Linked DNA regions of Homo sapiens: region 2 is linked to region 1. Evidence: read pairs that join two places in POLR2A ChIA-PET (ENCODE). Cell type or tissue: PC-9. All regions are shown on one strand. Each heading gives the region's core, and the rest is flanking DNA. Links, peaks and the distances in the headings are about the cores only.

What was found. ChIA-PET counts read pairs that join two places held together with the same protein. Peaks named below come from ENCODE experiments on the same cell type or tissue, not always from the same donor. Only the 100,000 strongest peaks of a DNase experiment are listed, where the experiment ranks them.
Region 2: POLR2A ChIA-PET joins it to region 1 with 5 read pairs; 2 of 35 experiments call an interaction of 5 or more read pairs at or near these places.

The regions. Positions count from the first base shown.
Region 1 is chr18:8,840,892-8,843,817 of GRCh38, forward strand. No RefSeq gene overlaps it. Among named protein-coding and RNA genes, the nearest start is that of GACAT2, 130 kb to the left of the region's middle. In PC-9, for the core only: no CTCF peak of the experiment used is centred there; a DNase peak (open chromatin) is centred at 1,370; H3K27ac peaks cover 479 bases.
Region 2 is chr18:9,155,467-9,158,392 of GRCh38, forward strand. All of the region lies in intron 1 of ANKRD12 (ankyrin repeat domain 12), which reads left to right. Among named protein-coding and RNA genes, the nearest start is that of ANKRD12, 20 kb to the left of the region's middle. In PC-9, for the core only: no CTCF peak of the experiment used is centred there; no DNase peak of the experiment used is centred there.

The DNA of each region.
Region 1 (2,926 bases), core at 334-2,833:
CCTCACACTGACCTGTTTGGTAAGAGTCCTTTGTAGAATGCATAAGATTTCTGCAGGTAGAAATGGTGAGGGAACAGAAAGAGTGAGAGAGAAAATTTCAAAATGTACTACCTAGGTTATGCATGTAATACTCCTTTCGGATTTTGCAAGATAAATATAAAACCCAAGTGGGGAAAAGGAGCTCAGCCCTCCTGATACCCAGGACCCTGCCATCCATCCTAACATAGTAATCCCCTAGTAACAGCTAACAGCATGCAGTGCATGCCCTAGCAGAACACCAGTTTACTCCTTTCCAGGCATACCATCTTCTATGGCATTTTGTAGGAACAGTCACCTTTCATCCTATTCCCGTGAAAAACTCTCCCTCCTTACACCCCATCAGTTCATGTCAACTTCCTCCAGCGTGTCCTACTGACATGGGCAGCAACATCCATACTGTCTTGTGGGTTTGTGGCTGTTTACTTGTGAGATACACTCTAGACAGGTGCCAAAGTTCTCAGGGTAGTGCTAACAAAAAGGAGATATATATAAATTTTGTTGTGTTAGTCATTAGAGCTGTTCAAAATATTCCATTTGCTCCCTCTGAAGACATAATAAAATCACACTTTTCCACTGCCCTTTGAAGTGAGGTACAGTTCTTTGGCCAATAAAATGTGAACAGTAGCCACATGTGTCACTTCCTGCGGGAAGTTTTTAGAGCCAATGCCCACTTACCATATTCCTTTTTCTGCTTCAGCAATTGTAGAAGCATCACATGAGGGGATCCTTCAGTGACCGGGATGCATGGACTCACTTTATGAAGCATGAGTGAAAAATGAGCTCTTACTACGTTACACCACTGAGATTTGGGGAATTGTTCATTAATGCGGCATAACCTGGCCAATACTGACTGAATAACTGTCTAAAAAAATGGAAATACATATATAAGTAACATCAGGGAAAGAAATCAAAACAGAAGACAGAATTTCCACAGCATATAAAAATGCCACTTCACATTAACAGAGGTAAAAGAATTTCAAGCTCTCCAAAGATTTTTTCTCCCTTATTCAACTCTCTGACTTCATAATAAAATAAACTTTCAGTTCCTTTGGCTAAGAGGTAGATGAAAGTAGAATTGAGCTCACTAGTGAACTAGCTACGCATATGAGGCAAAAGGACTGGGCTAAATATTCCCAGGATGCTGCTCCTACACTTACTCCTTTTTCCTCCAAACACTTGTTGAAAAAGTACAGGTTGCATTCCTCCCTTGAGCCAGCACACTGAGACAAAGGTGAATAGTAATTTTCCTAGGGAATTACAAATGCAAGTGGGAAGGGACCTTAAGAACATCCTAACCAAACCTTCATTTTATACATACTTTCAATAACCGCCCACATTCTCTAGCTGCTTACTAGTGCCGGGTGCTTTCCCTATAACGTGGCACAGCAGTCTCTACCTGGCTGCATCTTAGAATCATCTAGAGTGACTTAAGGCTCCACCCCAGACCAAGCAAATCAGAATCTCTTGGATGTGGCTTCTGGTAATATTTTAAATGTTTCCCCTTGTGACTCTAATGAGCAGCTGGGATCAACAGCCAACAGTAGAGGAGAATTTCTTAAGCTAGTGGTTCCTAAACTATAATGCACACTGGATCACCAGGGAGTTTCAAAAACCCTGATGCCTGGCCAGGCACAGTGGCTCATGCCTGTAATCCTAGTACTTCGGGAGGATCCCCTGAGGCCAGGAGTTTGAGACCAGCCTGGTCAATATAGTGAGACTCCATCTCTACAAAAAATAAAACAATTAGCCAGGTGTGGTGATGCATAGCTGTAGTTCCAGCTACTCTAGAGGCGGAGGCGGGAGGATCACTCGAGCCCAGGAGTTTGAGGCTGCAGTGAGCAATGACCACATTACCACACTACCAGCCTAGGTGACAGACCAAGACCTTGTCTAAAAAAAAAAAAAAAAATCAATGCCTGGCCCCACCCGAGACCTCCTGATGTAACTGGTCTGGGGTGAGATCTGGGCATCAGAACTTTTTAAAGCTGCCTAGGTAATTCCACTTTGCAGCAACATTTGGGAGCCATGGTGGTAAGCGGATTTAAGAGTCTGAGGTCTGGTCAGACAGACATGGGTGCAAATTCTCCCTACCATACTGTGTGATCTTGGGCATTGTTCCTTGCCCTCTCTGGAGTTGAGTTTTCTCATGTTGTCAAGTGGGAGAACGACAGCATCTTTCCAAGGTGGCTCTGAGGGACTAATGAGGCTGTGAGTGACTGCAGGACCTGTCACATGAGAACTGCTCAACAAGTGCAAGTTGCTGTTGTCTCACTGAATTCTTCCAGTCAACCTGCCAATCAAGGTGACTGCCCTACTTTTATAGCTACAGGAACTGAGGATCAGAAAGGTATTTGGCTGTCTCAAGATTACACAGTAATTACCAGCAAAGCAGGCTTTCACACCAATGCTATACTGACCAGGTACTTGCAAGCTGACCCCAAACCCACTGCAATAACCACCCCTCTGGGAAAGCAAATGGAGCCAGGCTGCACGTTGTTGAACTGGCCTCACTAAAGGACACGATGTAGGCTGTCATGGTGGACCTGGGCCCATCTCAGCTCACCAGCTTCTGCCCTAGAGCTTAATAGACTAAATTACGTCTTGAATTTCACCGACTTCATTTCATCTCTTTTCAAGGTTGCAAAATAGCCTCAAATGACCTATTTGACCAGAATCCTTTCCTCAGTGTATTCTAGAAAAGCAATAGCTACTGATGACTGTTTCTTTTATTAATGTGGTACCATTTCTAAAGGGATCATGGCCTGTTAAATCCTCACATAACTCATGACAGAAGGATGAACTCAGACACTACTGACACATTATTATATTTGCCAAATGGCTTATGGAGAAGACAGGGAATTTGCCTAAAGCACTTCTACACCCTGAA
Region 2 (2,926 bases), core at 138-2,637, 310 kb after region 1:
CCTGTAGGATAATCCCAGAAGTAGAATTACTAGAAGAGAAGACTGTGCGTTTAAATTTTTATGGTTTCTGCCAAATACCTCTCCAAGGAGAATATATCCCAATTTTTATCCCCATCAGCAGTGGATTAAAATGCTGGTTTTCCCAAACCCTTGCCAACAGTTTTAATCTTGGTCAGACTTTTAAGTGAGAAGTCATGTCATTATTTTATAGTTTCAAAACTGTGAATGAGTTTGCATACTTCTGTATGTTTACTTTTGTGTTTTTTGTTCTTTGTTCATGTCTTCTGATTTTTTTTGTAATTTTTCTGTTTTTCACTGATTTGTTATACCTCTTGGATTATTCTTTTTCATATGTGTTGCAAATGTTTTCACTTGTTTTCTGATTTCTGTTTATGATGTTTACATTGTAGAAATTTTAAATTTTTATTTAGGCTGAGGTGGGCGGATCGCTTGAGGCCAGGAATTCCAAAGCAGCCTGGCCAACATGATGAAACCGAATCTCTACTAAAAATGCAAAAATTAGCTGTGCATGGTATTGCATGCTTGTAATCCCAGCTACTTGAGAGGCTAAGGCAGGAGAATCGCCGCTTGAACTGGGGAGGTGGAGGTTGTGGTGAGTCAAGATCACGCCACTGCACTCCAGCCTGGGCAACAGAGTGAGACTCTGTCTCAAAAAAAAAAAAAAAAAAGAAAAAGACTTTTGACTTTTATGTCACATTTTGGAAAGGCTTTCTCTATCCAAGGATTTTTCCCCTAATACTTATATGGTTTAATTTTTATATTTTTTTTGTCCCAGATGCCAACATTTTTACCTTGTCATAATTAATTCTGAAATTCATTTGGTGAGAATTAAGATAATTTTGAAAAAGAAAAACGGTGAGGAGGGAGTAAAATTAGTATTAGAAAGCTGTACAATAAAAACAGTACAGTATTGATACAAGAATGGAAAGACAGAGTATTGGTGGAACAGACTAGAAAGCCTGAAAAGAGATTTAGTTATTAACATATAAAGGAGTAAGAGTGTGGTTTAAAAATAAAAATTGGCATTATAGGTAAGTGGATGAAAAGAGTTAAACATCAAAAGTAGTTGAAATAAGATTGAATGTATTCTGATCTTTGGCTAGAGAAGCTTTATATCTAAAAGCAAAGGAAGGATTTATCAAGAAAACTACAGGCATCAAAAATATATTTGCATTGTTTACCCATGTTTATAGCAGCATTATTCACAATAGCCAGAAGGTAGAAACAGCCCAATATCCACTCAGCAAAATGTGGTATATACGTAAATGGAATATTACTCAGCTTTAAAAAGGAAAGTATTGGCTGTGTAGAGAGCATTGAAAAAAAATTGTGACACATGCTACAGCATGTGTCAGAACTTTGAAGTCAGTATGCTAAGTGAAATAATCTAGTCACACAAAAGGAAAAATATCATATGATTGCACTTGCACGAAGTGCCTAGAGTAGGTTCATGGAGATAGAAAGAATGGTGATTACCAGGAGCTGGGAAAAGTGGGAAATGAGTTTTCTTGTTAAATGGGTTTCAGTTACAGAAGATGATCAAGTTCTAGAGATAGATGGTAGTGATGATTGCATGACAGTGTGGATGTTACTCAGTGCCACAGAACTCTGAACCGTGCTTCTAGAATTAGGATGGCGTTACATCCCAACTAAACAATAGTTGAAAATACTATTAAGTTAAAAATGCATTAATACACCTAGTCTACTGAACATCATAGCTTAGACTAGCCTCTGTAAATGTACTCAGCATACTTACAGTAGCCTACGGTTGAACAAAATAACATGAAGCCTATTTTATAATAAAGTGTTGATCATCTCGTGGTTGTTTACCCCTGTCATCGTGTGGCTGACTGGGAGCTGCCCAGCATCACAAGAGAGTATACTACCACATACCAATAGCCTAGGAAAAGATAAAAATTCAAAAATCAAAGTACTGTTTCTAGTGAGTACGTATGACTTTTGCACCATTTATAAAGTCCAAATATTGTAAGTCGAACCATTGTAAGCTGAGGACCATCTGTATTTAAATATAGTTAAAATGGTAAATTTTATGGTGTGTGTGGGTGTGTGTGTGTGTGTGTGTGTGTGTGTGTGTGTGTATATATATATATATGTATTTTTTTTTTTTTTTTTGAGATGGAGTCTTGCTCTGTCTCCCAGGCTGGAGTGCAGTGGCATGATCTCGACTCACTGCAACCTCTGCCTCCCTGGTTCAAGCGATTCTTTTGCCTCAGTATGTTATGTATATTTAATCACAGTTCTAAAAAATATGCAACAAAAATGACAGCATCGGTTTTCCTCTTACAAATCGATAGGAAAATGATTGCCACAGCAGAAAAATGACCAAAGATATTAACAAAAATTCTGAAAAACAAAAATAAAGTAAGTGGCTTAAGTGGAGTAGAAAAGGTTTTTAATCATGAGAAGTCAAAGAACTTAAGTGGTCAAACTGAGATGGGATATAGACGTGAAACCAGGATGGGGGCAGGATTTGAGGTAGAGATAAAGGCTGTGAGTGACACAAAGTCAATATGAGGTAAAGTAACTAGAGATGTAGATGTTTTCTCTGAAGAGGATGGAGTCGTTGCTTAATGGCTTCCAAACCATCAGAGTTACCTGAGAAACTTTTTAAAATAAACTTCTTGCTTTAGTAGAGTGGTTTTAGATGTACAGAAAAACTGTGAAGATAGTACAGAGGTTTCCTGTGTACCTTTATACCAGTTGCCTCTATTAACATCTTACATTGGGATGATACATATGTCCCAAATAAAAAACCAATATTAATAAATGATTGTTAACTAAAGTTCATACTTTATTCAGATTGCCCTAGTTTTTTGAATGTCCTTTTTCTGTTCCAAGGTCCCATCCAGGATACCGCATTACATTTAGTTATCATGTCTCCTTA